Linked DNA regions of Homo sapiens: region 1 is linked to region 2. The links are chromatin contacts, found by Hi-C or POLR2A ChIA-PET in ENCODE. All regions are on one chromosome and are shown on one strand. Each heading gives the region's core, a stretch centred on a gene start or an enhancer-like site at or near the end of the contact. The rest is flanking DNA. Distances are from core to core; before and after follow the strand shown. Region 1 holds the start of FKTN-AS1 (FKTN antisense RNA 1). Region 2 holds the start of ABCA1 (ATP binding cassette subfamily A member 1).

Region 1 (3,707 bases), core at 1,184-3,683, 630 kb before region 2:
TATTTATCTTAATAAAATCATACAGCAAATAGAATCAAACACAGGGCTTAGAGTGTGACATGTACTTAGTGCAACACTTAAATTGTGAATGTATGTACATATGTAAAATCTGGATGAATGTTCCCAAAAATATTAATAATGGTTATCTCTGGGTAGGGAGAATTAGGAGTGATTTTTACATGGTTCTTTACACTTTTCTATATTGTTCCAATATTTGTATAAGCATATATTATTTTCATAAGAAGTAAAATTATTTTATCCTAGGAGAAACAGATGATGGGTAGTGGTAGTGGCTTAATAACGGCCATATTTGCTAAACAGGATCTAGATTCTTGTCACTTAAAAGTATGGTCCTAAGAACATCAGTATCACATTGGAGCTTGTTAGTAATACAGAATTTTCAGCCCCCACCTACTGATTCATAATCTACATTTTAATAAAATCCTCAGATGATTCATATGTACATTAAAATTTGAAAAGCACTGATGTAGATGCTAAGGGCTTTACATGCAGGGAGGATAAGAACAATGTCTACCTTGCTCGTCGTTATATCCCTAGAACCAGCAGTGCTTGAAACATATAAATATTTGTTGAATAAATAAATATGTAAATGATACCACTTCTGGGTAGACAATTAGGCAGTGGAGATTATATCTATTTGAATTATTTATTTTCTGCCAGAATTCCCAGAAGTAGGTGCTTATTATTTGCTGTAAATGCTGTTAAATTAGCTTAATAACAACACTGGGCCCCTGAGAATCTACAACTATATGTAACTTTTTTAAAAAGAACTCCTTCCTTGCTCTTAGCTCTGAGATCCACATGCCTCCTTCAATAATTTCTCCAACCTCCTCTCTGTGGGTATGGCCTATAGTTACTCTCTCTACAATCTCTCCCTGAAACCAAATCCATTCTCAAGATTTTAACTACCACCTGTGAGAGAAAACACTATTTAAATTACAGTCCATGCACTCTATCTGCCTATATTTTCAACTCTATTTCCTGCACCTCACCTCAAATTTAACATGTTCAAAATTAACTTTTTTTTTTTTTTGAGACAGAGTTTCGCTCTTGTTGCCCAGGCCGGAGTGCAGTGGCCTGATCTTGGCTCACTGCAACCTCTGCCTCCCAAGTTCAAGCGATTCTCCTGCCTCAGCCTCAGGAGTAGCTGGGATTACAGGCGCCCGCCACCACACCCGGCTAATTTGTTGTATTTTTAGTAGAGATAGGGTTTCACCATGTTGGCCAGGCTGGTTTCGAACTCCTTGGCCTCAGGTGATCCACCCGCCTCAGCCTCCCAAAGTGCTGGGATTACAGGCGTGAGCCACCGCGTCCAGCCCCAAAATTAACAATTTTATTCTCTGTCAACTATCGTCCTCTCCCAGTCCAGAAGAAAGTAACTAGCTCTCCATCCTCACAGTCTCTAGTTTTACAGGCTTTAGAGAAGAGAGATCAGCTGGCCCAACATCACCTTATGGAGAATAGGCTCTAGAAGAATTAAATGACAGCCAAGAGGCTAGTTATTGGCAACCTCAGCACTCTACGATCTAAATCACTTTATTCCCAGTACACTATTGCATGCTGGAATTCAACAGAATTCCCATTTTTGCCAACAGCACTTAAACTTACTTTTTAGAAACGCAGGTTAAAAATATCATCACCCAGATCCAAGAAATCAAGTCCTGCGTATTGTTCTTTCGGCATTTCCCCGGTTCCTTTCTTCTTCCTTGTCAGAACACCCTGCACTTCCTTTCCACTAAGAGTTCTTTCACCGTTCAATGCCAGCCTTCCCAAATCCTCTACCCTCACTAAACTTATGTCCACAAATAGAATCGCTAAAATATAAATGCTTATTCCTGCATTTGATATCTTTGTCCATGGCCCAACAGAGATGGTTTCCAATCGTTCAAACCCTATTTATCCTCAGAGTCTAGCTCAAACACAGCCTTTTCTACTGGGCTTCCATCTGCCCAATTTCTAATATACTGCTCTATCATTCACTTTGTCATTTGTTCACAGCTTGATTTTTACCGACTGGAAACGTGCTATCTTCAAAAGCATAAAGAATCTGATATATCATCTAGGTCCTTTTTTTTTTTTTTCCACATCTGACAAAACTGAAGCCAAGAGAAATGTGGCTTACCTCATGTTAAATGAGAAATTGTAAATTTCAGGCCGGGCGCGGTGGCTCACGGCTGTAATCTCAGCACTTTGAGAGGCCAACGCGGGCGGATAACCTGAGGTCAGGGGTCACTACCCTAACCCGGCTACTACAAGAGTCTCGATCGTCCTCCAACCTTTCATCTGTCCCAGGATTAAGATTTCACCTGATGACACGCCCAGAAGTGCGGGAAGGACTGGCCAAGTGGAAGTCTACCACGCGATGCTCGTGGACTGACTGAGGAGTACCCAGCCCGGAGCGCGCTCAGCCTGTGGCCGGCCTCCTCACCAAGGGGTAGGCAGGTGCCCAGAATGCTGGAGGATGCCCGGTAAGGGCACCCGAGTCGCCAGCGGTACCTGTCTGAAGGCGCCCACCCATCCCCGGGTACCGACCTGAGCCTCCCGTACCTTACCTCACTCAACAGCAGGCTGCAGCCGCTCCGCTTTACGGCACTCACAGCAACCGCCGCAAAAGCCGCCGTCAAGTGCTGAGCGGCGGAGGCTGGCTTGGTTCCTGCTGGGACGTTCCCACGGTCCAGCCCCAGCCTCGGCTTTCCTGTGACTCTTGTCGCATCCTCACCGCCAGAAGTTCACTGAGCCCTGGCGATTCCTCGCTTTTATAATCTAGCCACTTAGCCAAAGCCCTTTTTTATCTCTTGCCTAATTGACAACTACAGCAGCGCACTGAGGCAATCTGAGAGTTTAAGTTCTGAAACGCTTTCGACAGCGGAAGATGAACTGGAGGCAGCAGCTGAGCCGTTTTCCAAGCCCGTTAAATGTGAACTTCTGATAAACGAGTGGTTTTTTTAGTGCGTGTGCTTTGCTAGAGGGATTCAGCATAACTCCCTGAAGTTTGGTTTGGATACAATTAGTAGAGCTAGGGGATAGAGTGGAAAATAGCAGCTGCGTTCACTATTCCTCATGAAGTTGAGGTGCCTTTATGACATTCAAGATTTAGCGACCTGTTGCCCTCCAGTTTAAGGCTGGATACAATTTTGTACCTGATTAACTTTTTTCTTTTCTTTTTTTGTAGAGACGTTGGGGGCTAGCAGGGCGGGGTGTGGCGGGGGTGGGGGGGAGGGCGTCCTCACCATCTTGCCCAGGCTGGTCTCGAACTCTTGGCCTCAAGCGATCCTCTCACTTTGGTTCTTTTAACGGTGTAATCCAAAAGGTGGTTGTTAAGGCTCAGATATTAATCTTCTTATAAATTTTTGAAAACCATAATTCACTAAACCAGTTACTGTAATTATAATTTATTTCTACAAAACGGAAAATACTCCCATCATATATTTGTTTTCTAAGCTTTGTTTTTAATTCTATCAGTACAGAAAGAAAAGGAAGAAAAAATCTTCCTCACTTCCTACAGGTTATGACATTTACCAACTTTTTGTTTTTCCTTCCAGAAATTTCCTATGCACATACAAGCTTACTGTTGAAGTCCTCTCATCCAATGCACTCAGAACGGGTAGGTACTCAGTAGGTTAATAAAAAAAAGTGGAAGGTTACACCAAGAGGAAGTAAGTTATCAAAGCTTAATGGCATCATTA
Region 2 (3,694 bases), core at 30-2,529:
CTGTGAAGAGTCTAAATGTGAATCTGCCCTTCAAGGTGGCTACAAAGGTATCTTTGTCAAGGTAGGAGACCTTGTGGCCTCCACGTGCACTTCCAGGGCCTGCTTGGGCCTCTTCTACGGGTCTGTCCTGAGTCTTCTATGAATCTGCCCTTCAGGGCAGATTCATATTTAGACTCTTCACAGTTTGACCTGAGTTTTGGCCAGAATAAGGTGACATTTAGTTTGTTGGCTTGATGGATGACTTAAATATTTAGACATATGGTGTGTAGGCCTGCATTCCTACTCTTGCCTTTTTTTTTGCCCCTCCAGTGTTTTGGGTAGTTTTGCTCCCCTACAGCCAAAGGCAAACAGATAAGTTGGAGGTCTGGAGTGGCTACATAATTTTACACGACTGCAATTCTCTGGCTGCACTTCACAAATGTATACAAACTAAATACAAGTCCTGTGTTTTTATCACAGGGAGGCTGATCAATATAATGAAATTAAAAGGGGGCTGGTCCATATTGTTCTGTGTTTTTGTTTGTTTGTTTCTTTTTTTGTTTTTGTGGCCTCCTTCCTCTCAATTTATGAAGAGAAGCAGTAAGATGTTCCTCTCGGGTCCTCTGAGGGACCTGGGGAGCTCAGGCTGGGAATCTCCAAGGCAGTAGGTCGCCTATCAAAAATCAAAGTCCAGGTTTGTGGGGGGAAAACAAAAGCAGCCCATTACCCAGAGGACTGTCCGCCTTCCCCTCACCCCAGCCTAGGCCTTTGAAAGGAAACAAAAGACAAGACAAAATGATTGGCGTCCTGAGGGAGATTCAGCCTAGAGCTCTCTCTCCCCCAATCCCTCCCTCCGGCTGAGGAAACTAACAAAGGAAAAAAAAATTGCGGAAAGCAGGATTTAGAGGAAGCAAATTCCACTGGTGCCCTTGGCTGCCGGGAACGTGGACTAGAGAGTCTGCGGCGCAGCCCCGAGCCCAGCGCTTCCCGCGCGTCTTAGGCCGGCGGGCCCGGGCGGGGGAAGGGGACGCAGACCGCGGACCCTAAGACACCTGCTGTACCCTCCACCCCCACCCCACCCACCTCCCCCCAACTCCCTAGATGTGTCGTGGGCGGCTGAACGTCGCCCGTTTAAGGGGCGGGCCCCGGCTCCACGTGCTTTCTGCTGAGTGACTGAACTACATAAACAGAGGCCGGGAACGGGGCGGGGAGGAGGGAGAGCACAGGCTTTGACCGATAGTAACCTCTGCGCTCGGTGCAGCCGAATCTATAAAAGGAACTAGTCCCGGCAAAAACCCCGTAATTGCGAGCGAGAGTGAGTGGGGCCGGGACCCGCAGAGCCGAGCCGACCCTTCTCTCCCGGGCTGCGGCAGGGCAGGGCGGGGAGCTCCGCGCACCAACAGAGCCGGTTCTCAGGGCGCTTTGCTCCTTGTTTTTTCCCCGGTTCTGTTTTCTCCCCTTCTCCGGAAGGCTTGTCAAGGGGTAGGAGAAAGAGACGCAAACACAAAAGTGGAAAACAGGTAAGAGGCTCTCCAGTGACTTACTTGGGCGTTATTGTTTTGTTTCGAGGCCAAGGAGGCTTCGGGAAGTGCTCGGTTTCGGGGACTTTGATCCGGAGCCCCACATCCCCACCACTTGCAACTCAGATGGGACCGGAGGCGGTGTTAAATGGGGAGACGATGTCCTAGTACGAGCTCTGGTGACCCCAGGACTCTGCGCTGCTGCGCTTGGGGCTTGCCCGACGGTGGAGACCGGGGAGCATCTCTGGGCGTGGAGACCCGGGCGCAGTACCCCGGGCTCAGAGGGGTCGGGGGTTCCCGGGCGTGCTGAGGGCGCTGCTGCCGGGTGGGGAGAGCTGCAGGTCCGGCACCGAGCGCTGCTTTGTTCGGAGGGCCCTGAGCTGGCTAGAAACCCTTCTGGTTGCAGGTCGGCCAGTACCTACGGAGACAAATGCCAGCACTGAGTCTTCACTCGGTTCTTAAGAAGCTGGTCTGTTCTGACCTGGGAATTGGCTATATGCTCCCCGGGACTGGAGCGGCACAGTCCCGGACTGTGAATCCGGGAACTCGAGTTGGAGGTGTCCCAAACGGTCCGTGGTGCTATTGCTCACTAGAGGCCTTGGGTCTTTGTTTGACCTGAGGGGTAGGGAGGTCCTGCCTACAGTCTCCGTGCGCTCAGCTGAGCTGGTGTCCCTGGCGCAGAGCGCGGACGAGTTTTGTTTCCTTTTCTTTTTCTTTTTTTTCTTTCCTTTAAGTCTCGGTCTGTCGCCCAGGCTGGAGTGCAATGGAACGATCTCCGCTCACTGCAACCTCCGCCTCCCGGGTTCAAGCGATTCTCCTGCCTCAGCCTCCTGAGTAGCTGGGATTACAGGCGCGTCACCACATCCAGCTAATTTTTGTATTTTTAGTAGAGACGGGGTTTCAACTTGTTGGCCAGGCTGGTCTCGAACCCTCGACCTCAGGTGATCCACCGGCCTCGGCCTCCCCAAGTGCTGGGATTATAGGCGTGAGCCACCGCGCGCGGCCGAGTTTTGTTTCTTTTAAAAACAAGACTTAGGAGAGCCTGCGGAGACCCGGAGGTGGGGTGCCCAATCCTCCCTCTCCCACGTTCCCTGCAGCCCCATCTTCCAGACCGTTGCTGCTGGTCTCTCGGGGCAGCTTCTGCCTGGGCGCAGATGGGGAAGCTGGGCCGAGGTGGTGCCGTGGAATGACCGGGAGTAACCCCGGCGGGCGGCGCAGAACTCGGAGCTCCGCCGCGGGGCTGGGCTGGGCTCTGCCGTGAGGGTGGGGGTGCTGGGCGCGCGGGCTGCGGTGGCCCCCGGAGACTGGCCCGCAGCGCCTCCTGGCCGGAGGACCTAGGAATCGGCCGGCTCTACTAGGTGTCTTTGCTCGCGGTTCCGACTGTGAATCCGGTGAAGACCGGTGGTTGCAGACGGGGAGGAACTATGAGGTTGAGGCGAAAGCCCGTTTTGTTTTTTTTTTTTTGTTTTTTTGGTTTTTTTTTTTGTTAGCGTGTTTGCCAACTCCCAGGCCATTGGTAAAGCAGGAAGGTTCTTGGGGCGGCGGACGGTGCCAGGGTTATGTGTAGGTGCCTCTTTAGGTATATCTTTTATCAAAAAGAAGCAAAGAAATAAGATTAAAAATAAACAAAGAAAAAAGTTGTCTGGCACTGGCAGTAATTGGCCTGCCTTTGCAGCACTGATACCATTAGCTTTTAAAATCCGACTTTTCATTGACACTTCAAGAAGAGAATGGGTAGTATATACACATTCATCTCATAGTGGACAAATTTCATATTTAAAAAAACCTTCTGGGTACTGAAATCAGCAAGTCACTTGCCCTCCATGGCCGAATCCCTGCTTCCCACGAAGAGAACCTCACAAAAATTTCCCCCAAGTTAAAGAGTGGAATTTTCTTGATTTTTTTTTCTTTTTTTTTTAACGGCCGTAGTTTAGAACCCAGACTTAAATTATGATCTTCTTTTCAAACAAAACTTAAAGTCCTTAAGTTTTCATCTCCCCTTTTATTTCAACCTATTCTTCTCATACCTACCACAAAAATAATGGAGGCTTTCTGTTGAGAAACTTTCCGTTTCTGTTGAGAGTATCATTCTCTTGAGAAACTTTCTCCTAAATCAGAGAAAGTATGGAAGCATGGAAAGTATTCCTGAGTAGAACCTCTACAGATATTACAATATTTTTCAAATACAAAGTTTC

What was found. A loop is a pair of places that touch in the nucleus more often than their neighbours do. ChIA-PET counts read pairs that join two places held with the same protein, here RNA polymerase II (POLR2A). Pooled maps may share reads with other maps.
Region 1: a pooled map shows a loop between it and region 2 (2.8-fold over the local background). The contact joins the promoter of FKTN-AS1 here to the promoter of ABCA1 in region 2. A Hi-C loop is called at or near these places in 1 of 168 maps with a recorded cell type or tissue (ascending aorta) and 4 of 50 pooled maps. POLR2A ChIA-PET finds 5 or more read pairs at or near these places in 1 of 52 experiments (PC-3).

The regions. Positions count from the first base shown.
Region 1 is chr9:105,557,032-105,560,738 of GRCh38, reverse strand. FKTN-AS1 (FKTN antisense RNA 1) reads left to right here and starts at 2,433. Exons shown (of 3, transcript NR_184141.1): 1 at 2,433-2,969; 2 at 3,564-3,625. FKTN (fukutin) reads right to left here and starts at 2,608. Exons shown (of 11, transcript NM_001079802.2): 1 at 2,574-2,608. RefSeq lists enhancers at 2,348-2,537, 2,698-2,747.
Region 2 is chr9:104,925,740-104,929,433 of GRCh38, reverse strand. ABCA1 (ATP binding cassette subfamily A member 1) reads left to right here and starts at 1,279. Exons shown (of 50, transcript NM_005502.4): 1 at 1,279-1,499. It overlaps LOC105376196 (a long non-coding RNA gene), which reads right to left and starts at 2,645. Exons shown (of 3, transcript NR_188620.1): 1 at 1,524-2,645. RefSeq lists silencers at 1,120-1,309, 2,646-2,885 and enhancers at 1,510-1,589, 1,910-1,969.